6 separate regions of the Homo sapiens genome follow, and all the other regions are linked to region 5. A link is a loop called in an ENCODE intact Hi-C map of the cell type or tissue named here. Cell type or tissue: PC-9. All regions are shown on one strand.

Region 1 (4,000 bases), 120 kb after region 5:
TTATCTCATTAGCATAAACTCAGGTATGGTTAAAAGGTATTTATTATGAATAAAAAAAAGATGCTCCTATCACCTCTATCACTCAGGAAATTTCAAGGGTTTTAGGAGCTCTGTGCTGAGAACCAGGGATGAAAACCAAATATATGTATATTTTTTATTATGTTGTGTCATCACAGAAGTCCTAAAAATTTAGTTTGAATTCTCTTGCAGTTTCTTGTGACCTTGGGCAGGTGATTAAGCTGCTTTAAGCCTCAGTTATTTAATCAACTCAACTGGGACCTTGCGTGGATATGGTAAATGGTGTATGTAAAGTCCATGTATTGAATGTGCTTGGAATTCAGGAAGTGCTTTTATTTTATTGTTTTATTATTATTATTCATTTAAAACATACTTATTTCCCAAGATTGAAGGATAAAATAGCTTTTACCAGTTATCCCACCTACTAATCAAGCGGTTTTTATTTCTGGAAGCTTCTCTACAACTTACCTAGTCTCCAAAAGGAGGTAGTCAGGAATGGTGATTAGGTCAGTGGAATTATTTAGTGATTCGTCCCTGGAGCCACATGTGGAATGGTTTTCCATCTGAGGTTTTGGTGATAGTTCCACTACTTTTTTGCCTCATGATTGATAGTCCATTCCACCTTTGAATTTTTATATCAGTCTGCAAATGAATAACTATTGGCTCCTTGGGGGATTGATTCTCAGTGTTGCAGCAAGATCATATAATAAAATTAAGTCACCAAAAAGGGGATTTTTTAAAAGGCAGTAGAGAAAGGGGTGTGTCTCTGGATGAATGCTGTATTGAAGTGTCATGATGGAGTGTCAAGAAATATGCTTTCTTTCTTGAGATGGTGGTACCATTTTCTGAGGAGGCAAAGCCCACACCTTTCCATAGCCTTTCGGTAGTTCCATGCATAGCTAGAAGTTACGGTCATCTGAGAGGGTTAGAAAGGATGTGTGGAGAGTTGGATGAACCCAGATGTGACCATGTCTGCCCTGTGAATAACCTTGACTGACTCTCCTCTACCTGGAGGATAGATATTTGGTTTGACATAGGAGGAACGCCATAACCTGCATCACTCATACCCACTATGACATTCTAGTTGTATGGAACTATGGGGCAATCCTCTACATTCAGCTTGGTTTCCTCCACCTGGATGCCCCTCTTCCCCCTTCTCCCTTTCTCCCCTGGCTTGCTCCTATCTAGCCTTCAACCCTAATCCCATGTGTCATGTCCTCCTGGTGGTTTTCCATTTTGGCTGCACATTAGAATCAGGAGGAGCTTTTATAAGTCCTGAGACCAGTTCCCAATCCTGAATGATTACATCCACATCTCTGGCATGTGGACCCAAGCATCAATGTTATTGTGTTTTTTTGTTTGTTTGCTTGGGTTTAATCACATCTCAAGTGATTTCAATGTGCAGCTAAGATTGTGAACAACTGCGCTACACTGTGGCCACCTTATTCTTCTTTGTAAATCTAGCAGCCAGCACAGTGCCCAGCACAAGTTAATCTTCAGTAAATATTTGTTGAATGACGGAGTGAGGGTGTGACCCGTGAGACACTTTATCTTTTCAGTTGTATATCTCTAAGACTGGCCTTTCTGCTTGTTGTAACAGTGCCTTGAGGACTGGATCCTTTCTTCTGTGACCTCTATCTCCTATGTTTATTCCTGGGGCTTATCCAGCTTATTTTTTATCTTTCTTAAAACTTGAAGTTTTGAAAGTCCAATTTTTAAACTTTAGTTTTTTAGTATAAAAGCAGTATGTGCTTATTTTAGAAAATCTGGACTTTAGAAAGAATAGGTGGGGGAGCTCACTCTCACCACCCACAAGCAAACTGGTTCCTTGTTTTCTTAACCTTTCATAATTTGTTGCCCTTTGGGGTTGCTTGACCCTCTGGCATGCCTCAAGGAGCTCAGTTGGTGCTGTCTCTGCTCAGACCTGGTGAACTGGCCTATGAGTGCCAGGAGAGGAGTGTGTCATGAGAATAGCATTCTTGGGAGCCACCAGGGCTAACTCCCCTGAGGGCCAATATGCAAGGAGAAAGTGTTTTCTTGTGCTATTCTGGCCTTCCTCATTCAGGCAGGATGTATGCTGGGTCTTATTAGGACAAATTATGACATTTGTATAACTTCTTTAAAATAATAACTTAAATATTTCCCAGTCTCCTCCTACCCCCTTGTCCTCCAAAAATATGGGATGAGATTGCAGCTCTGGATCACAGTGTTTATGCCTTAGTCAGGATAGGCTAAACCCCAGTGTCAGTGGCTTAACACAAGGAAGACTGCGTTTCGTGCTTGTGCAATGGTCAAATGTAGAGTTGTCAGAGGGCTGTGCTTCATGTGTCATTAAGGACCCTGGCTTCTTCCGTTTCCTGGCTTTACCATCTTCTAGGGGCTCAGATTCTTTCAGTGATGTTTGCATCCATTTGTCAGGTAAGTGAATCAGGTGAGCAAGAATGTTCACCCTTGATTGCCTCAGCCTGGAGGCAAAATACTCACTTCTCCTCATTTTCCAAGGGTAAGAACTAGTCTTACAGCCTCACCCAGATGGAATGGGGTGGGGTGGAAAAATGTAGTCTAGTTATATGCCAGGAAAAAGAGGAGAAGACACACATTGGTGATCACTAGCTGACTATACCAGTCGTATTTCTCTTATTGCTCAAACCATTATGACTGAGCCTCATTTGGGCCATGTGGGTGCTTGGTCTTGGTATTATTTAGGATATAGGTTGGGCTGCTATAACAAAGGCCAAAATGACAGTTACTTAAACAATATGTAAGTTTATTTCTTTTTAACTTAGAGCATGAACAGTCCAGTGCTGATCTGGTGGCTTCAGGGTGCACTATATCCTCAAAAGTAATTTCCATGCAGTGGTTCAAGGTGACTGTTTCAGCTTCTACTATCACATCCGCATTCTAGTCCATAGACGAGGGAGAAGGAAAGTGGTGGGCACAACCTGAAAGCTGCACACATCTAATGGTGTTCACTTATATTCCATTGGCCTGAACTTTAGTCACGTGGCTACCCGCAGTTCCAGGAAGACTGGGAAAACTGGGTGGGGATAGGATGGAGTCTATTATCAGAGAATAGCTGGGTAGGGTACAGGGAGAAAGAGATGCTGGATGACTAGCAATCTTCCTAACAAGTTATAGGAAGCACATCTTAGTGGTTAAGAGCATGGGTATCAAGCCATACTGAGTGATGAATTTTAGCTCCACCTCTTACTTGCTTTATGACCATAGACAAGTTACTTAATCTGTATCTTCTTTTCCTAAACTTTAAAATCATGTACTATTTTCTGATGCTTTTCCAGACCCACTTACCATCCTTTATCACTCTTCTCTGTGCTCTGAAACACTTACCTTTTGGAATGCATCACCTGGATTCCTGTTGTATTTGACCAATAAGAAGCACTGGCAGGATACAGGAGGGTGGTAAGAAAGAGAACTCAGTGTACCTACTTCCTTCCCATCAAGCTGTGGGACAATATGGCTGTGTGATTCTGCTGCACATAACTATAGAATGGCCTTCTCTTATAGCATCTTGTCTTGCTGGATTCTGATAACTTCCTCTTCCAGCTTATGGGTTGCATTAGGGTTCTCCAGAGAGACAGAACAAATAGGATATATATAGGTATAGTTGGATGAGAGGGAATTTATTAGGGGAATCTGCTCTTGTGATTATGGAGGGTGAGAAGTCCCGTGACAGGCTGTCTGCAAGCTGGGGAACCATGGAAGCCATGGTGAGCCTCAGTCCAAGTCTGAAATCCTCAGAACCATGGAACATGATGATGTAACTCTCAGCCCAAGGCCAAAGGCCTGAGAACCTGGGTAACCACTGGTGCGAGTACTGGAGTTCAAAACCCAAACAACCTGGAGTTCTGATGTCCAAGGGCAGAAGAAGAGCGTCCCAGCTCTTGAAGAGACAGCAAGGATTTGCCTTTCCTCAGCCCTTTTGGTTCCATCCAGGCCCCCGGCCAATTGGATGGTGCCTATC
Region 2 (4,000 bases), 270 kb after region 5:
TGTCCAAAGGAAGACATTACCTCATCCCTCAAGACTGCTGGCTGCAAACACAACTCTGAGAAATGATCTGGGTAAAGAGCACTCAGGGACTTGTGTTCTTGGCATATCTAGTGGAAACTTGCAGGGATGCTTAGCACCCATATCAGATCATTTCTTCCCAAACCCTCCTGTTAATAATTGAGGGTGGGATGCGTGGATGGCCAGTTTTCCCCCAGCTGCCTAGTCTCTTTGGGCTACAACCAGGAATGCAGAGGGTTTCTTGGCTCTACGTCTGCGACTTCTCTATCCCCAGCCCAGCCCTCCAGGCTGACATCTCTGACTGCTGACCTGACATCAAATAGCAATACAGTGGCTGAATTTTAAAAAACCCTGACCATGCCTGGTACCATGTCAGATCCTCTACATGTATTATTTCATTTAATCATCACAACAACCTTTGAAAGAGCATGCAGCCAACCACCCATCATTTACAGATGAGGAAACAGGCTCAGAGAAATAAGGTGACTCACTGCCTGTCAACCAGCTAGTGAGTAACGGAGCCTGGATTTGACCCACTGTCTGGCTGGCTCTAGAGTCCATGTATTTTTGTCACCCTACTGTGCTTCTGCTCCTTCCTGGTCAAGAGGGAGTGGATTTTTTGTTCTTGTTTGGTAGATTTTTTTTTTTCAAATTCTTCTTCACCAATGGCATCTTTCTCTGACCTCTAGCCTCTTTCCGTACCCAAAGGCCTGGCTTGGAGTCAGAAGGTTCTCAGTAGACCTTGAAATTAGTCTGCACAAATGTGCATGAGGACGCTGACTGAGCAGGAGCAGCCCTCAAGGCTGAGTTCCTGGGCTTTTGGAACAGCCTGTCATAGCTTCGCTTCCTTGTGGATAGAGGAGTGACAGCAGCCATACCAGGGCTACTGAGAGCTCAAATGGTATCTTTTGCAAATTAGACAATGGGTATTCCTCCCTCAAGTCAGTTGATTGCCATTTGCTGGAAAATAGCGAATATATATATATATATATATATGGAGATACCTATGTACATGTCACTTCCTGCTACTAGATAGAGAATAACCTGCACAACTGTACATTGTCAGGCTAAGTCACATAGACCCGGCTGTAAATCTGGTTCTCCTATTTACTAGCTCAGTGGTCTTGGGCAGGTCATCGGGCAATCCAAGGCTCAGTTTCTGATAGAATGCAAGCAGTGTTGCCTCCCTGTCTACCTTGTTTATAATTTTGAACAGGAAAATAGGCAAGAAGTGTTGCTTAAGTCCTGGGGGAGAGTGTCTCCTCTTGGGATAAGATGGAAGTATTAAAAATCAGAGACTGTGGCCTTGTCCCAGGGGGACATGCAGTCCTCCCTATCCAGCCACAGGTAAGATAATTGGAGTGCCTTTAAATTCTTGTGTGTTTTTCTTGTTACAGTGAAAGAGGAATTAAACTAATAATAAGGCTTATCTTCATTTTCCTCTTCTCCTTTTTCAGTGACCTAATTTTTCCATAAATTTTACCTCTTCACAACTCTGTTCCTCTTCCCATTACTCACTTGTTCTTTTTTCCTCCTATTCAAGCCTGCTTTCAGAAAATGGCTGGTAAGGCTTAATGATATTTTGGAAATTTGCCTCTAAATAACTTTAGGCCAAAAAACTGAACTTAATCAGTACATTTGGACCTCAAGGAAAGGTATTTTTGAGCCAACATCTGCAAATGACATAGAAATATTGCCAAGAAGTTAACCATCTGTTCCACCTTGAAAAGATGTGCTGCAAAGTCTTGGCACCCTGAACTATAAAGGTAATAACTAAAAAGAAATAACCTCGTGTTAGAGCAGCAAGCCCCCTCTAGTGGCCCATCATGGGAATGACCACCATTCTCCCTAGGATCTGGACTTGGAAATTCTGCTACTCCAATGCTAGCTCCAGGCATCTGCTCAATCCTTTATACACTCATAGCAATGAGACAAGACATTATTTGGGCCTTACAGTCATCCTCTGATGGCTGGAGGGCAAGAACACCAGTCTCCTTAATTGTTCAGGATCCCAGGACTCCAGGCCCAGATCAGTCTTTAGCTGGGAACCTCTCTGGGCCTCAGATTCCTTATCTGTAAAATGAGATGAATGGTGCCTGGTATACATCTTTCACAGGACTGTTGTGAGGATCAAGTGACAATAAGGGATAAGAGAGGTAAAGCTCTTTGAAAAGTGCATTCATAATGCACTTTTAGTAGCAACAGTGTTTCTGCTGTTCTATTCAACACGGTAGCCACTAGTCACATCTGACTGCTTGAATTGAAATTAATTAAAATTAAATAAAATTTAAAACTGAGTGACTCGGTCACACTAGCCACATTTCAAGCACTCAGTAGCTACTTGTGGCTAGTGACTATCATGTAAGAGATCACAAGTCTAGAACGTTTCTGTCATCACAGAAATTTCTACTGGACAGCCCTGCAGTTTAGATAACTGATTTGAAGAACAAGCTTTATATTCTCTAATTCATCTCTGCTCTTGAAAAAGAAAAATCTCTTATCAGCGGTTTGCAAATCTAGGAAGACACCTAGATTACAATGAACTGGGGTGGGTGTACAGTTAGGTTTACCGTGGATTCATTATGTATATATGTGTGTATACACACACACACAAACACACACACACACAGAGCACCTGTTCTGTGTCTGCCAAGCACCGTGTTAAACTCATTTTGGGCAGTTCTATCAAAAGATGGACCCGGGTTTTGAAATTCATTGCTCCATCAGGGTTCCTAGATAAAGAACTCAATGTTGCAGGGTAGTTTCACCCCCACATCAACCCCCTACCTCACCAATACACAATTGAAGTTCTTCTGTAGCTCCCATTGCCTCTGGGAAGACTTCCGGCCCTCTCCCCACTGGGTGGTGAGCCCTCCTCTTTGCTCCCATAGGCCCCTGTTCTTCCATTTGCATTGTAGCTATCATACTGTGTGGAAATTTGCCTGTTTGGTTGTTTTCTGTTAAAATGTAAGCTCTCAGAAGGTAGAGACCAGGTCTGTCTTACATTCATTTGAATTTTCAGCCTCCCTCACACAGGGCCTGGCCCATATGCAGTAGATGCTCAAAAACTATTAGTTAATGAATGAATGAAGTATATGGATGGATGGATGGATGGATGGATGGATGGATGGATGGATGGATGGATTTCTTTGTTCCTTTATTTAGGGTCCTGTATTCCCCTGCATAAAGCCCTCAGGTATGAAACTGCTAGAGATTCTCTTTATGCTAGGCCACCACATCCTTTGACCACATTCCTTGCTCCAATTAGGTAGTACAAGCTCAGTGAGAAAAGCAAAATTTGATTTATGTTTCTGGCAATTCAGCTGATGAAAACAACTAAAGTGCTAGATAAAAATCTGCTGCAAATATCATTTTAAAAACAAAACATTGCTAATCCATACAAAAACTTTTACACAAATGTTCATAGCAGGATTATTTATCATAGGCAAATGTGAGAACAACCCAAATGTCTCTCAACAGACGATAAACAAAATGTGGTATATTCATGCAGTGGAATACGATTCAGCAGCTAAAATGAATGAAGTAGTGACACACGGATTGATGAACCTTGAAAACAGTCTTCTAAGTGAAAGAAACTGGTCATAAAGTGCTGCATATTATATGATTTAACTTATATAAAATGTCTAGGATAGGCAAATCTACAAGGAGAGAAAATAAAGTAGTGGTTGCCTGAGGCTGAGGGAAGTGAGGTGTTACTGCTAGTGACTACAGGGTTTCTTTGGGGAGTGACAGAAATGCTCTAAAATTAAATTCTAGTGAGTTTTGCACAACTCTGTGAATATACTAAAAACTTGATGCCTTCTCTGATGAATTCTACCCAACATTTAAAAAAGAGTTAATACCAATCCTTCACAAACTCTTCCAAAAAATGAATAAGGTGGGAACATTTCCCAACTCATCCCATGAGGCTAGTATTACCCTGATGCCAAAACCAGACCAAGACATCACAAGAAAAAAAAAA
Region 3 (4,000 bases), 1.8 Mb after region 5:
TTGTTCCAGCATCATTTGTTGAAAATATTCTTCTTTCTCAATTGAATTGCCTTTGTTCCTTTGTCAAAGATCAGTTGAGTATACTTGTGTGGGTCTATTTCTGAGCTCTCTATTCATTGATCTATCTGTTTATTCTTTTTCCACCACCACATTGTTCTGATCATTATAGCTTTATAGTAAATCTCCAAGTCATGTGGTGTCAGTTCTCTGACTTCATTCTTCCACTTCAGCATTGCACTAACTAATCTGGCTCTATTGCCTTTTCATGTAAACTTTAGAATCTCTTAATAATCAATTCTCAAAATAACTTGCTGGGATTTTGGTTGAGATTTTCTTGACACTTTAGATCAAGCTGGGAAGAACTGATATCTTGAAAATATTGAGTCTTCCTATCCATGAGCATGGAATAACTCCATTTATTTAAATCTTCTTTCATCAGAGTTTTGTAGTTTTGCTATTACAGATTTGTATATATTTTGTTAGGTTTATGCCTAAGTATTTCTTCTCTCACTCTTCAGTGTTAATGTAAATGTTGTTGCGTTTCTAGATTCAAATTTCAGTTGTTCATTGCTGGTATAGGAAAGTAATTGACTTTTGTATATTAACCTTGTATCCTGAAACCTTCTATAATCACTTATTAGTTCCTGTAGTTTTTTTGTGTGTTGATTCTTTGGAATTTTCTACCTAAACATTCATGTCATCCATGGGCAAAGACAGTTTTATTTATTCTACTCAATCTTATGCCTTTTATTTCTTTATCTTGTCCTGTTTTATCAGCTAGGATTTTCAGTGTAATGTTGAATAGGAGTGAAAGAACATAGTTACTTTTTTAAAAGAAAATATTTTATGAATTTGATAGTAGAATTAGGCAATTTAATCCCATGTTAAATAAGAATATAAAATTTTGATTAGTAGGGTAGCCAAGCTTCTTATAAAATAATAAATTGCTGAGAAAACCAATTTAAATTCCCCTGGAAACAGCGATTTCTGACTGACGTAATGGATCAAAAGGAGATTTTCTTTTAAGTCAGTGTCCAGGGAGTATGTAAAACAATTGAATAAGGAACCCCTCTTATATTAAATACAAAGCACCCAGAGGAATAAAAAAATCAATAAACATACACACATACATGCAAGACACACCAGGGAGCATATAAAACATATAAAATATTCTCATTTCCTAATTCAATTTGATAATAACAACTAATTTTAAAAATCAGACCTTTAGTGACTATTATGGAGAGACATAGTGGGTGAAAGGAAAGAAATTTTTTAGCATCATTATAGACTACCAGATACCTTTGCTGTATTAAGATTTTTTTAAATGGAAAAACAGAAGAGATAAGGAAGAATAGAAACAAAGGATGACACAGTCACATGTTCACAAGACAAAGAAACGCAAACACACATACTCACTTCATACTGGAGTTGCAAATGTGAACTAGCACAGCTAAAAGGGAGAGACAATTACAGGGACTCACAAAATTACTATGTAGGAGGCTTTCATGTGGATGAAGAGACAGGATAACAAGCACCTGCGGAATAAAACACACACACACACGCACACACACACACACGCCCACCATGAAGCTCCGTTCAAAATTCAAATGCATATAATCTGCAGAAAAACAAAGATACACTCATTTTAAAGCGTGTATCCCTGACACATTTTAAAGTGGATATCCCTGTTTCCATTTTGTTTTATAGATGGTTTGATTCTAACTTCATTTGGAAACATAGATGATCTGAAATCTTAATTTTTGAGAAAGAAAACCCAAATTTAGTCTTCAGGAGAGTTTTAAATATCTTGAAACAAAACAGGGGTTGGGATGCGGGAGCAGGGCAATGGGGACATTTAAGATGGAGTAACATCCCCATCTTGTGGTATATCAGAATATTGACTCTTCTTTTTAACACTATTTTGATTTAACATAGTTTTGGGTAAAAACATATCTAACTTGATTATGGGAACACGAGAGAGTAGTGACACAGGAAATTGAATCTGCAATTTCTCAACCCATTAAATTGTTCATCAATGCTGAACTAATACAAGAGTTACATTAATAAGCGGCAGGTTTAATTACTTAGCAGATGGCTGTTCAGTGTTCACCTTAATGTTATCAGACTCAGCAAAAACAAAGAGATGACCCGCATTTGTATCTATCTGTTCTACAATATATTGTCTAGAGGTTTCATTTTTTATTTTATTTTATTATTATTATTTTTGAGACTGAGTCTCGCTCTGTCGCCCAGGCTGGAGTGCAGTGGCGCGATCTGGACTCACTGCAAGCTCCACCTCCTGGGTTCAGGTCATTCTCCTGCCTCAGCCTCCCGAGTAGCTGGGAAGCGCCTGCCGCCACGCCCGGCTAATTTTTTGTATTTTTAGTAGAGATGGGGTTTCACTGTGTTAGCCAGGATGGTCTCGATCTCCTGACCTCGTGATCTGCCCACCTCGGCCTCCGAAAGTGTTGGGATTACAGGCGTGAGCCACCGCGCCCGGCCGAGGTTTCATTTTTAAAAAATGACAAACATTCTTGTTACTTTCTTGCACTTTTTTTTTCTTTCTTTTTCTTTTTCTTTTTCTTCTCTTTTCTTTTCTTTTCTTTTTTTTTTTTTTTGAGACGGAGTTCGCTCTGTTGCCCAGACTGGAGGGCAGTGGCACAATCTCGGCTCACTGCAACCTCTGCCTCCTGGGTTCAAGCGATTCTCCTGCCTCAGCTTCCCAAGTAGCTAGGATTACAGGTGCCCACCACCACGCTCAGCTAACTTTTTGTATTTTTAGTAGAGATGGGGTTTCACCATATTGGTCAGGCTGGTCTCGAACTCCTGACCTCAAATGATCCACCTGCCTAGGCCTCCCAAAGTGCTGGGATTACAGGCGTGAGCCACCACGCCTGACTATTGTCTTGCACTTTCTAATATAACAAAAAGTGAAGACTACTGCCACCACCAAAAACAATGCTTGCTTTGCTATAATCCTTTTCCTCAGACTGAGACACTTTGGCCTATTTAAAATGTGGGTAATGGCTCTAAAAATGCTTGTTTAGGATGCAGATGTATTCTCTATTTTGTCTTCTTTGACATTTTTATGTGGTTTTGGTTCTTTAGCATATGAAGTTTTATTTTTAATCAATCCATGATTTGTCCCTAAGTTGTTCTGATGGGAATATGAGAATACATAAAGGGAATATGAGATACAGCTCCTAGTGACAACATACTTATAGTCTAGTTGAAGACATAGACATGCCTACAAGAATTATAATTTAAAAACAAAACAGTGCGCAAGTTATTTTGATGTGCCACATCAAATTTTGTAGTTCTTTCCATCTTCTGCTTTAGTCACTCAATTCACTTGATAACTCCTTGAGGAGGCATCAACTGGGCATTTACTATTTTCATGATATTGTACTAGGAGCCATGAAGAATAACGAATAAAAGGTGCAGGGAAATATTAAAGCCTTTATAATCTAGTTTGGGTGACTAACCACAAAAATTTTTGGTGCCTACACCTATGTATAATATATTGACATAAATGGAAAGTGTGGGAGTTTTGGGTCTTAAGTGATAGGTCTCTCATTCACATGTTAAACTTATTTTTAAATATAAAGATAAAGAAAATTTAGAAATGACGGAATAAAAATCTGTAACACTGCTTCATTACCAAGTATTTACTATTTTGATGTACAATTGATTTTCCCCCTCATCTCAGGGTTTAGAGTTCTTAAGAACCACTGTGTAGGAGACTATAGCTGAAGCACATAGACCATATTTAGAAATTAGGACAGGATTACCAAGATCTTAACTCTTTTTAAAATTTAGTTAGAAAATATTTAGGAATAACTCTCATGAAAAGGTTCAAGTCTTTCTTGAAGAGAACTACAAAATAAGTAGAGGAACATAAAAGAATCTTGATTAAGTGGATGTTCTTGGGTGTGAAATATTAATATTGTAAAGAAGTAAATTCTCCTCAGATTACTACACAAATAGAATGCAATTCCCA
Region 4 (4,000 bases), 170 kb after region 5:
CTCATACTGACATTGTAGTGACAGTGAATGGCTTAGTGCTGGGATCCATACTGAGCTCCACATTGAAAGCACACACACACACAGCCCTACACTCTTCTTTATACACATATTCATATATATATACACACACACATATATATTTTAGTTGGACCTCAGTTTTATTATCAGTTTGCTCTGTTTTCATTTAACATTCTTAGTCATGTGACTAGATAGAATCATCTGAAGTTGTAATATGCTGGCACATGGCATTCCTGACTCAGTGTCTATTTTAAGAAAACATCACACTTTCTTTGATCGAAGCATATGGGCTCTCAACTCCTCTCTTACTCTGATTTGGTAGGAGGGATGGGAATGAAGGCACAGAAAGGTGTTTTGGGGTTTAGTTTTTCTGTTGCTCTTCTCCCTCTTGCTTAGAGCTTCCCCAGTTTCGCTCCACATTGGAATTGTTGGAAGAGCTGTATAAAATACAGGTGCCTAGGCCCTATCCTCAGAGCTTCTGATTGAATAGATCTGGGTGGTTCCTGGGTACAGAGATTTTAAAAGTTTCTTGGGTGATTTTAATGTGCAGCCAGAATTGCACCTTGTACCTTTTTCATTTTCCACTGTTTTCCACCTGCCTGAAAGAGGAAGCCAGATTAGGACTTGCCTTTGCATCCAGGTCATCCATGATTCCTAATTTTAGCCCTAGGCTTCTAGATTTATAGACGTAGAGGATGATGCCCGGAAAGGGGCTGAGTTTCTTTTCAGGTTAGTCTTTGTAGGTTGGCCAAAAGGAGAAGGCTGACAGATACTGTCATGCATTGGAACTGTAGTTTTAGACTGATCTTCATATAGTATCATCCGTACTCGGTTTATGTTCATCTTTAAAGTGGGCATTACAACTACATTATTTTTAATTTATAAGAAAAAAATTCTTGTCAGAATCCTTTCTCTTTCTAGTCCAAAATGTGCCTGTAATACATGTGAGCACACACGCAAATACTGTTTCATATGTTGAGGCAAAGAAACTCAGGAAGGAGATGAGGACATTCCCATCTTATGGTCGTTTGGTATCAATAATTAGTCACTTACCACTAGCTATGGCCTTGTGGGAAATGGGTAGATAACAAACCTAGTGAGAAGTTTCAAATTACCAGTTGGAAGCCATTGCTGAAAAACAGGATTTTTTCTTTTAATGGAATTTTCTTTTGAGCAAGGATGTTAATTTTTAAAAAAGTACTATGATTCTTTCCCCAGAGTAAAATAAGTTACTTTAGCTGAAAAGAGCCTTAAACTTGGTGCCCATGCAGAGGAATCAGTGCAGAGAGGGAAAACAGCCTGGGCCCGTCCTGCTGAATGTTCCCATGGATGTTGTGTGTGCGGTATCAGTGTTACTGTAGTACTATCTCATGTTCAGTGACTGAAGGACTGAACACAGTGTCACATTTAATTGGAACAGGAAGCACACTCCAGTTTGTGTGTGAAGCAGATAAACTGGAGCTGAAAGGCCAGTGCTTGGCAGAAGACCAGACCCCATTGCCCCAGCTCCACACTGTAACATTAGACTCCAGAAGTCTTTGAGTGGGGCAGAGAGCACATTCTCTTGCTAACACATGGTGTGGCAGAATGACCACTCCTTTCTGTATCTTTTATGTATTTTGAAAGACAGCTGCTCTTCCTGTTTTGCTTTCCTTCAGTGGCCTCCCTGCTTCCCTCCTTTCTGTCCTCAACCTTGACCATTCAGAACTTTGTGACACATTCAGTCCCGCAGAGGACTTGACTTTCGCTGGTGCTGCTGCAACCCTTGGAACCGGGTTGTGTGAGAACATTAGAGCATTTGCGCCTTCACTCAGTGTGTCTTGAGGACTGTTATGTTGACCTCACGGGTCATTTTGGTGGGTGGCTGGACTTGTGATAATTCTGAATAGTAACTTTGGAATTTTATGAATCAAAAAGAAAGAGCTCCCTCTGCCAAGTTGAAACACTGTGGGAGAATGCCTGGTGGGTTCTTGTGAGTCACACAGGAAGGAAGGAGGACTTGATGGGCACTCATATTCACTTCGCTTTCTTTCCCCCAGGGTCCCCTTCTGCTTGTTATAGCCCCAGTAGTCCTGTCCAGGTTCTAGAAGACTCCACCTACTTTTCCCCAGACTTTCAGCTCTATTCTGGGAGGCATGAAACATCTGCTTTGACGGTGGAGGCAACCAGTAGCATCAGGGAAAAAGTTGGTAAGTCCTTTTACCGGCACTTGTGTTGGAAAAGCAAAATGATCTTACGTTTCTCATCTTTAGCTCTTTTGCATAATTCAGATGTTTATTCTCTAATCTTGTTTTTTAAATCATCATATTGGATTATTGATTGTCTGTTCATAGATGCCTTATTTTTAATCATGTTTTGCTATGGTGTTAATAGACTGCTTTACTCTAATATGTGACTCTGTCTGAGAGCATCATACCTAAACATGTAGGAACTTCAGAATTATACCACTTATTTTCAGTTTTTCTCTGATTCCTAAATACTTTTTTCTCCCCTTTCTCAGAATCTCATTTCTTTTTTCCTTCTCTGCTTTTGTTTTTATCTCTTTTTGCAAATAATTTAGAAGTTAAAAGAAGTAATTCAGAACTATAGCAAGGAAGGAGCTGTCTCCTTTGTAAAAACTTCCTATCTCTTTTTGAGGGCTTTTGAGACTGGTTAAACTGTGAGGGAATCTTTAAACCACTTTAGGGAAGGATGTCATGGTTCTTGCTAAATATGCTTATAACTCATCTCTCTCTTACTTCAGTGAAAGGGGAATTCAATAGTTTTCATGCTTGTTGAGATCTATTCCTTTATTATTCATCCAAATACATCATTCTCCTTTGGAAATATATTTTGATTTGAAGTTGTATTCATTTTATTTTAAAATGTTTTAAAATTTTTTTATTTGAATGTGCTTGTTCCATTAAGTCTTTCAGATCAGTTACCCTGAGGGGAGGACTGTGTCCTCTTTACTTTCGTAACCCCAGCACCTGTCCCAATGCCTGAACTATAACACGTTTTCAGTAAATATGGTAGAGTGAAAGAGCAGACCAGTCCAACCCACATTGATCTGTCTTTCCTTGGGTAGTTAATGGTTTATTACAAATATTTGGCAATTCATGTTGTGTAGAGTTTTAATAGTTTGTTTTTATTGTTTAAAATTTTTTTGCTGTTGAACTTTGGGTTTATATCTCAGTTACAATATTGATTCTTTGACGGTAAGGGATAAATTTCAGTTTATTTCACATACATTCCTATGAGGCAGATATGAAAGTTTCTCCATTTTTCAGAGGAGAGAGGTTCAGAGAAGCCACAGAGGTGAGATTTTGGGGGTAAGGGTGACAGGGAGAGCCTTATGATCAAAGTTGAGCTTCAGGAACCAGTGTGTAAACTCCCTTCATTTCCTCAACAATCATGTCCTGAACGCCTTCTGTGTATCAGGACAGGGTTCAAGGCACTGGGGAGGCAACACATAAATATAACAAACAGAACTCTCTGCTCCCGGGAGTTTGAATCTGGCAGAGGAAGACAGGTCATAATGCAATATGGATTGAAAGGAGAAGGAGCCAGGGGCAAGAGATATTGAGAGGCCATTCAGCATGTCTAAATGGCTGGCAAGGAGAGTTGGAACCCGTAGAGTGGCTGAGGGCACGGAAGAACGGATGGGATGGGGGAGCTTGTTGGTGTAGAAACTAGGGCTTGGTTGTGATTTGTAACTGTTATAAATGTGAAATTTCTTAATGAAAATTAGGGGGCCATCACGGAGTTACAGTATTTTGCTATTGCAAGGACAGTAACAATGTCATCTGCTGTCACCTTTTTTTCATATTTTAATACCAAAAATGTAGGAGGGATGTGATCCTTGACAGTTCTTGCCCCAAAAAGGGCAGTTATGAACCTTCTAATGGCATATGTCTATTTACATACACATATAGATGTATTAATATACATATATGTATATATCTTGTATATAAGCATATCACACCACCTTTGTTTTTTTCTC
Region 5 (4,000 bases):
GGGAAAAAGATTGAGCTTAGTTTTCATGTCTAGGAAAAAAAGCAAAACAACTTAATCTGAAACAGTTTTAAAAAATGTGTGTTATTTTGTTTTAAAGAGTTGTATGCTTGGGGTAAATTTTCATTGTCATATGTGGAATTTAAATATACCATCATCTACAAAGAATTCCACAGAGTTAAATATCTTAAGTTAAACACTTAAAATAAGTGTTTGCGTGATATTTTGATGACAGATAAACAGAGTCTAATTCCCACCCCAAATTTTGCTGAGGTTTTCTTAATGTTGTAGAGCATTTTGTAGAGTGGTTTAAATAGTTGAAAATAAAGTTCAGAACATCATGTGTTTATTGTTATTTGAATTTTACGTTGATATTACATGTGAACCTCATAATTGAAGTATTTTCAGCAAAACCTCTTACCCACTAGAGCACATCACCATTAATCTTTGAGTTCTATTTCGGAAACTGAGCTGATCACTTGCTCTCTTGATGGGACTTTATTTCACTTAATAGCAGCTTCTCCCAGTGATGACCTTGCTTCCTATTTACTGATAAAAAGGAAGCTATCAGAAGAGAACTTTTGCAAACCTCTCGTTATCTCTACCTTCACCTAACGGCATCTGTACCCATAGACTCTGCCTGCCCTTCCCTTTATTATGAGTGCAGCATGTCTGTTCCTATAAGGCGCTCCACCTCTGTACTAAATCTCAATCCCTCTGACCTGTGAAGGATGCTGCTCTAGCAGTTCTCCCTTCTCCTTTCTGCATCATCAGTTTTCTCTCTCACTACTGGCTCATTCTCACTGGCATTATAAATATGCTGTTATTTCTCTCATCTTAAAAAGCCATTTCCTCTAGCTTCCACCCCATTGCCTGGCACTTCTTTACAGGAAAAACATCGCAAAAGAAGAGTCTGTGCTTGATGTATCCAATTCTGTATTCCAATCACAATTTCACCACAACCACTACAGCAAACTTGCCTTAGTCAACACCACCAATAACCTCCACTTTGCTAAATCCAATGGTCACCTCTTGGTCCTTGTCTTGCTTGACCCAGTCAATCATTTCCTCCCTCTGAGACATTCTTTATTTGGCCTGTAGAATAACACTCTCCTGATTTCTCTCCTACTGCATATTGATCACTCATGCTGTCTCCTTTTGTGGCTTTTCCTCATCTTCTCAACCTTTTCATGTTGGAATGCCCCAGGAATGAGAATACAGCTACATGCAAAAGATATTTTGATGAGGGATAGATCAGAGTTCAAATTCTGCTTACCACGGGAAGGTCTGTGGAAGTCTGCAACAAAGGGTGGCAGGAGAGTGGCAAGTGCTCTCTGGGGACAAGGGAAGCAGGCCACAGGAGGGATGCCAATGCACAGGTTACATCACTTTGCACTGAAAATATTCTTTTCCTATTTGAGAGTTTTGTCCAGACATAGTAGAAATGCACCCAACAGGGGTCTACCAATAATAGGATAACCATTTTGTGAAGCATGAGGGTGGAGGGGACTTAATAAGTTTCAGGGCCAGTGCCATGCCTACATATACACATTTAATCTCCACAAGAACTGTATAAATTAGGTTATAATGACCATTTCAGATGGTAAAGCTGGGGATTAAAGATACCACGTGACTCACTGAAGTTTATGAGATTAATAAATTGTGGAGCTAGAATTTGTCCTCAGGTTTGTTTGCAAAACCTGTAAGATGAACCAAAAGAGTCTACACCCTTGATAAAAGATACTCTAAGATTTAAAAAATTTCTCCCAGAGCACTAATGTGAGGTAGTGCCTTATGGGATTTAAAGATGGCATTATATGGCGGGCACCTGTAGTCCCAGCTACTCGGGAGGCTGAGGCAGGAGAATGGCGTGAACCCGGGAGGCAGAGCTTGCAGTGAGCCGAGATTGCACCACTGCACTCTAGCCTGGGACGACAGAGCAAAACTCTGTCTCAGAAAAAAAAAAAAAAAAAAAAAAGATGGCATTATATAGCAAGTCTTTGGAGACAAGGCACTGATCCAATTCAAGGTGGTGGGTTTTGTTTTTGTTTATCTTGTTGTTTTCTTCCTTCAAAGTAGAACGGTGATATAAATCCCCACTACCTAACCAGCCAGCTTGTATAAATCCACACGAAACATTTTGATTAGGCAATACAACCTTCTGCAGAGCGCCCACCCACCCTTTTAAGTACTGCCCCAGGAAATGACTTCTTACCCCTTTAACCCACCAGAGGGCACACAAGGACTGCTGTGTGAATAGAGTCCTTCATCATGGCAGTGTCATAGGCTTCAACAAACAATTTCAGGTAAACTCCTAGAGGGCAACATGGGACTAAGAAATCTTCATATGAGCTCTGGTTCCAGCACGTTTGGTTGTCAGATGTGATAACTTCACTTTCTGGGACTCAGTTACCCAATCTGTAATATGAGAGGGCTTGGACAAGACCAGTGGTGCCTAATCTTGAGAAGATTAGAAGTTCCCATGTTTAAAAGCTTTAGAACAAAAAAATAGAGATGCCTGGGTCTACCTCTCAAAATAGTGATTTAAATGGTCTGAGATGGGGCCTGATCATCCGAATATTTTAAAAGTTCTCGAAATGGTTCTGATGTTCAGCCAGGGCTGAGGAATACTGGTTTAGATAATATATGAGACCTATTTCAGCTTCACGTTATGTGATTGCCACCTCTCACATGCATTAATTAGTTTTCCTTAGGCTACCAAGGACAAAGAGGAAAGGGAGCCTGTGCCAGGCTTCAGAGCAGCACTGGATTTGAATCCTAGAACCACCACTTATAGTCGTGTGACATTGGGCAAGTTACTTAACCTCTCTGAGCCTCAGTGTATCTACTTGTAAAAATGTCTAACAATGTCTGCATTGTAGAGTTATTGTAAGGATTAGAAATGTCAAATCTGAAGTATCTGGCCTTAATAAAGGGTATCATCTTATTAGACCTGAGGAGAGGAAATGAATCAAATGGCACAATTTAGTTAACAAATAGTTATGGGTTTCTATTATGTGCCAGGCACTGTACTAGATTCTGAATTCTACAATTCTACTTAAGGGAAAGCTTAATATTGTCTCTAGAAATAAACAATCTACCAGTTCCTATTTTATAGAAAGGATTTTGTAGTTTTTCTTTTATTTTGAGAACTGAGGGAGAGACTCTGGAAGAAAGTATACTTTAAATACATTTCTGTGGCCACCATGGAGTGGCCCATCAGATTATCCTTTAAAAGAACCTTCTGCAAGGAGCATAGTTGGCTGACAGCCTCTAAATGCTACAGCTTCAGGATCCACCACAGGGGTGATGAGACCATACCCTCCCCAGACTGATTCTAGCCCATTACTGAGCACAGGAGAGGTAATAGATCTGGGTTGTTTCTGCCCAACATGGGACTCCACTATTAGTCTCTGATAGGTAATATGCTGTGTTTAGCTCTGTGTCCCCACCCAAAGCTTATGTTGAATTGTAATCCCCATGTGTTGGAGGAGTGGCCTGGTGAGAGGTGATTAAACCGTGAGGGTGGATTGCCCCCTTGCTGTTTTCATGATAGTGAGTGAGTTCTTACCATATCTCGTTGTTTGAAAATGTGTAGCACTTCCCCCTTCTCTCTCTCTCTCTCTCCTGCTGCCATGTGAAGATGTCCTTGCTCCCTTTTTGGCCTTCTGCCATGATTGTAAGTTTTTTGAGGCCTCCCCAGCCATGCCTCCTGCACAGCCTGTGGAACTGTGAGTCAATTAAATCTCTTTTCTTTTTCTTCATAAATTACCCAGTCTCAGGTAGTTCTTTACAGCAGTGTGAGAATAGACTTAACACAGTAGGGGAACCCACTTTGTCTTGACCAAGGTTTTCTAAGAACTGCACTAAAGTTTTGAGCTTTTTCTACTGATCCTCTTTCCTTCCCACTCCGTTTCATGTATTTCAGATTAGCACTGAGGTCTTAAGGCCCTCCCTAGTCACTCCTACTTCCTCTCACCAGTATTCTTCACAGGTGTTTCTC
Region 6 (4,000 bases), 110 kb after region 5:
TAAATTTTGTTTAAGATTTTACTGTTTTCTAATGGTTGATAAGACTTTTCTTCTATGACTTTTTAATATACTTTCTTGCCTTCCTAAACAGAAAACAGTCATACCCCAGCTTATGTTTGGGAGTGGAGCAAAATTTCATTTAGAAATTTTTGCCTTTAATCTGGAATCCATAATAATAATATCCAACTTGTTTAAACAATTCGTATACACATTTGAATATGCCTTAAAAATTCCTACTAGGACACATAAGAAGTTGTGGATGGTTTTTAGTTTGCGGATGGAGATTAGGAGAGGACAGGAAAGGAGACTTTTATTTTTCAGTTTATACTCATCTATACCAAATGTTTTTTCCTTTACAGCAAACACATTTTATTTGTTTATATTATAAAAATAAAATTAAAACATTTACAATAATATAAGGAAAGAAAGAACATTAGAGTTAGGAGTTGGGTTCCCAGGCCAGCTCCCAAAAGCCCATCAACTCACGATATATCATGGCAATAGTAACAGTGACCATTAGACACCAGGCCCCTGTATAATCTGTTTCTATGGTAAACTTCCTCTTGAGCTCCAGAAATATTTCCACCTTGTCGTTTCCTCCCCATACGTCCCACCTCTAATAAATATGCTTCCCTAGAAACAGGGGCAGGGACTCCCTCTTGCTGTCTGCTGGGGCCATGGCAGCAGGAGGCCCACCTGCCACCTGGGATGAAAAGGAGAGCAATCTGGCATGCTCTAGCCCTCTATGTGGGAAGAAAATGAACATTTATTTATGTATGTATGTATTTTGAGACGAAATCTCACTCTGTCACCCAGGCTGGAGTGCAATGGCACAATCTCTGCTCACTGCAACCTCTGCCTCACGGGTTCAAGCGATTCTCCTGCTTCAGCCTCCTGAGTAGCTGGGATTACAGGCACCTGCCTCCACACCCAGCTAATTTTTGTATTTTTAGTAGAGATGGAGTTTCACCATGTTGGCCAGGCTGCTTTTGAACTCCTGACCTCAGGTGATCCACCTGCCTCTGCCTCCCAAAGTGTTGTGATTACAGGCATGAGCCACCATTCCCAGCCAGAAAATGAATATTTATTATGTACCTATGTGTGCTAGACACTGTGCCTGGTCTGTCTCATACCTTACCTATTTCGCTGCTCCTAACAATCCAGTGAGGTATGTATTATTGTTAGGAAACTGAAAATGCCTGCCACCCAATATTCACAGAGCTGAGATGCAAATCCGTAAACTTGTGCACTGTTTATTATAACTCAGTGACACTCCAGCAGAACCATTTCTTTATAAGAGACCTATAAAAGTCAAGTGTGGGTAGGCACTTTGGACATTGCCCTGAGATTCAATAAGGTCTGTCATGGAATCCCTTATTAGAAGGGCACTGATCATCTCTGTGTCTGCAGTGCCTTGCACAGCGCTGGAAGCATGGTAAATTCCCAATAAATGTTTGTTTAATTAATATGAAACATTATTGTTGGCTCTATTCTACTTCCTAAGATAGAAAATTGGAATCATTGACTTTAGAGAATTTTCAACAGCAAATACTGAAACAAGAGAAATGTTTTCTCATTAACCCTCAGTTGATTAGGAAATTCAAATAACTAAAATGTTGTAAGGATAGTTCCTAGTTTACAAGTCATCCATTTATATGAACAAATTGAAGGCAAGTCCATTGTGAGAACAGTTTGGCAGGCTCCAGAACCTAATCACCCTGTGGAGCACTGGCAACGCTCTTCATAGGGGTAAACCTGTTGCCAGCTCCAAGTAACCAGCCTTCAAGCCAACTCTTGGAATGCAAACTAAAAGTTGGAGACAACGAACATTCCTCTAATGTAAACATACTCTGTGGTTAATATCTTCTTTTAGTAACTCAAAATTGTTAAGGGATAAAAAGAGTCCATTTGTGTCAGCTGTAAAGGAGCATGGCATCCAATAATAACTAATGTTTATTTGACTTTTACAGTGTGACACTCTCTCTCCTAGGGGCTCCAAGTGCATTAGTTTATTGCACTCTCACCACATTGGTATGCTAGGTATGATTATTATCTCCATGTTTACACAAAGCTAAGGCTGAAAGAAATTAAGTTACTAGCTAGTATTGGAACAGGTATTAGAACCCAGGTCTGGCTGATCCCAAGGCCTTCTATAGGTCACCTCTCTTGAGACACAAATGTTATTTGCTTGATTCTATGGGAAACCAGAGGAGACTGATTCTGCAGACAGCCCATCTGAGCCCATCCACTCATAAGATCAGCAGGTCAAAACCTGCTGTTAGGATCTAGGACTGATAATTGGAATTGGCAATGGCAAAGCCATTCTTGACCTTGACAAGAGCTACTCTGGCAGAGTGAGGTAGAAACCTATTTAGGCTGCTTGTAAGAGCAAAATGGAGAATGGGTGCTATCAGTGTAGACAATTATTTTAATGAATTTTGTTGTAAAGGGGAGATGAGAATTGGAGTAATGGCTGGAGATACATAGAGTCAAGAAAGGATTTTTAAAAAGACAGGATCATAGTAGTATGTCTGTATACTGACAGGAGTGATCAAGGACAGAAGAAAATATTAATCCAGGTGGGAAGAGGGAAAAGCCACATAAATGGGATCTGATCCATACAGGAGGCCATAATGGCCTTAGATGATTCATCCATAGCAACAAGAGAGCGGGAGAGTAAATAAACAGGCAAATGCAGAGTGATTGCTGGGCTGCACTAGCTCCATTTGATTTTAGTGGACATGAATCGAAAATAAGACCAGAGAGCATAATTTTGTGCTTTTTTTTTTTTTTTTGAGACGGAGTCTTGCTCTGTCACCCAGGCTGGACTGCAATGGCGTGATCTCTGCTCACTGCAACCTCCACCTCCTGGTATCAAGCGATTCTCCTGCCTCAGCCTCCTGAGTAGCTGGGATTACAGACATGTGCCACCACACTTGGCTAATTTTTGTATTTTTACTAGAGATGGGTTTTCACCATGTTGGCCAGGCTGGTCTCAAATTCAGGACCTCAGGTGATCCACCCACCTCAGCCTCCCAGAGTGCTGGAAATATAGATGTGAGCCACCATGCCCAGCCAATTTTGTGCTTCTTCAATCATGTTTAGCTGGGTGTAGATGGAAAGAAGGTGGAGAGTTATATTTTACTAGGGTTGTGTTTTCACCAGGTAAATAGCATGGAAAGAGAGCAGAACATGGATTTGAAGGTGTAAGTAAGAGAGAAATAATAATGAAACTGGAAACTAAAGTCCATAAGGAAGGAAGGAGGGTCATGAGGAGAGTGAGGGGCAGAGAAAAGGTCATGGATAAGTAAATTATAGATGCTGGTGGGGTCAAGGACACATTGGATTAAAATAACAGAGGGGATAAGCTGGAAAGGTAGGAGAGTGGATTACTTCACCTTGATATTATGCATGGTGTCGCTATGACAGCAGGGGGCTGGTGTGGTTGGAGCAGGTCAAGAAAGGGATAAGATGCAGAAGAGTTGAGAGATCAGAGTGTGACTATGTAGATGGAGAAAAATAAGAATAATCACAGGAATGATACTGGGAAAAGTGACAGTGAATCAGATGCCATTATCTTCAAGAAATGAGGTAGAACAACCAGAGGATCCATAGATGGCTGAAATAAGTAGAGGAGGCAAGTAATGCAGCCTGTTATTTTCAAGGAAAGCCAGGTATGGGTCAGAGCACAACACTGAAAGAAACATTCAGAGAGGAGGCTGAGGATATATAGATTTTGCTAGCGATGAACCATGAGTTCCAGAGGACAAATGGGAGGATTCTAGGAGTTGGGAGGGGATGGAGTGATGAGTGCAAACCCTCACCCAAACATATTTAATTCCTGGATTTGGGAGCTCAGATTATAAGAAGCAGGAAAAAGAAGAGGTTGGAGAGATAGGCTCAGCAGCTCAAGAATGCTGCCTTGCTTGGGGAGGACAGCCCCACCCCTGCTTCCCTGGGCTCCCTAAGCAATGCTGGCCGAAGGGGCTTTCTGTCCTTC

Evidence for each region. A loop is a pair of places that touch in the nucleus more often than their neighbours do. Peaks named below come from ENCODE experiments on the same cell type or tissue, not always from the same donor. Only the 100,000 strongest peaks of a DNase experiment are listed, where the experiment ranks them.
Region 1: a loop joins it to region 5, with 6 times the contacts of the local background. A loop is called at or near these places in 24 of 110 quality-filtered maps.
Region 2: a loop joins it to region 5, with 14 times the contacts of the local background. A loop is called at or near these places in 93 of 110 quality-filtered maps.
Region 3: a loop joins it to region 5, with 8 times the contacts of the local background. A loop is called at or near these places in 13 of 110 quality-filtered maps.
Region 4: it touches region 5 in a loop (5-fold over the local background); 5 of 110 quality-filtered maps call a loop at or near these places.
Region 6: it touches region 5 in a loop (6-fold over the local background); 23 of 110 quality-filtered maps call a loop at or near these places.

The regions. Positions count from the first base shown.
Region 1 is chr11:94,745,394-94,749,393 of GRCh38, forward strand. It overlaps a transcript of AMOTL1 not described here. Among named protein-coding and RNA genes, the nearest start is that of PIWIL4-AS1, 7.0 kb to the left of the region's middle. In PC-9, no CTCF peak of the experiment used is centred here; DNase peaks (open chromatin) are centred at 1,448, 1,948 and 2,458; H3K4me3 peaks cover 3,004 bases; H3K27ac peaks cover 4,000 bases.
Region 2 is chr11:94,895,630-94,899,629 of GRCh38, forward strand. No RefSeq gene overlaps it. Among named protein-coding and RNA genes, the nearest start is that of CWC15, 76 kb to the right of the region's middle. In PC-9, CTCF peaks have their summits at 1,824 (motif pointing left) and 2,027; a DNase peak (open chromatin) is centred at 542.
Region 3 is chr11:96,425,106-96,429,105 of GRCh38, forward strand. No RefSeq gene overlaps it. Among named protein-coding and RNA genes, the nearest start is that of JRKL, 37 kb to the left of the region's middle. RefSeq lists a silencer at 2,508-2,720. In PC-9, CTCF peaks have their summits at 1,881 and 2,087; a DNase peak (open chromatin) is centred at 1,866.
Region 4 is chr11:94,792,954-94,796,953 of GRCh38, forward strand. It overlaps AMOTL1 (angiomotin like 1), which reads left to right. Exons shown (of 13, transcript NM_130847.3): 2 at 2,058-2,207. Among named protein-coding and RNA genes, the nearest start is that of AMOTL1, 27 kb to the left of the region's middle. In PC-9, no CTCF peak of the experiment used is centred here; DNase peaks (open chromatin) are centred at 1,078, 1,518 and 1,928; H3K4me3 peaks cover 1,597 bases; H3K27ac peaks cover 3,723 bases.
Region 5 is chr11:94,621,084-94,625,083 of GRCh38, forward strand. PIWIL4 (piwi like RNA-mediated gene silencing 4) reads left to right here. Exons shown (of 20, transcript NM_152431.3): 20 at 1-338. All of the region lies in intron 4 of PIWIL4-AS1 (PIWIL4 antisense RNA 1), which reads right to left. Among named protein-coding and RNA genes, the nearest start is that of LINC02700, 15 kb to the right of the region's middle. In PC-9, CTCF peaks have their summits at 2,233 (motif pointing right) and 2,434; a DNase peak (open chromatin) is centred at 2,268; H3K27ac peaks cover 392 bases.
Region 6 is chr11:94,735,481-94,739,480 of GRCh38, forward strand. The region is part of intron 1 of PIWIL4-AS1 (PIWIL4 antisense RNA 1); the gene reads right to left. It also overlaps a transcript of AMOTL1 not described here. Among named protein-coding and RNA genes, the nearest start is that of PIWIL4-AS1, 2.9 kb to the right of the region's middle. In PC-9, no CTCF peak of the experiment used is centred here; DNase peaks (open chromatin) are centred at 1,961 and 2,671; H3K4me3 peaks cover 480 bases; H3K27ac peaks cover 3,166 bases.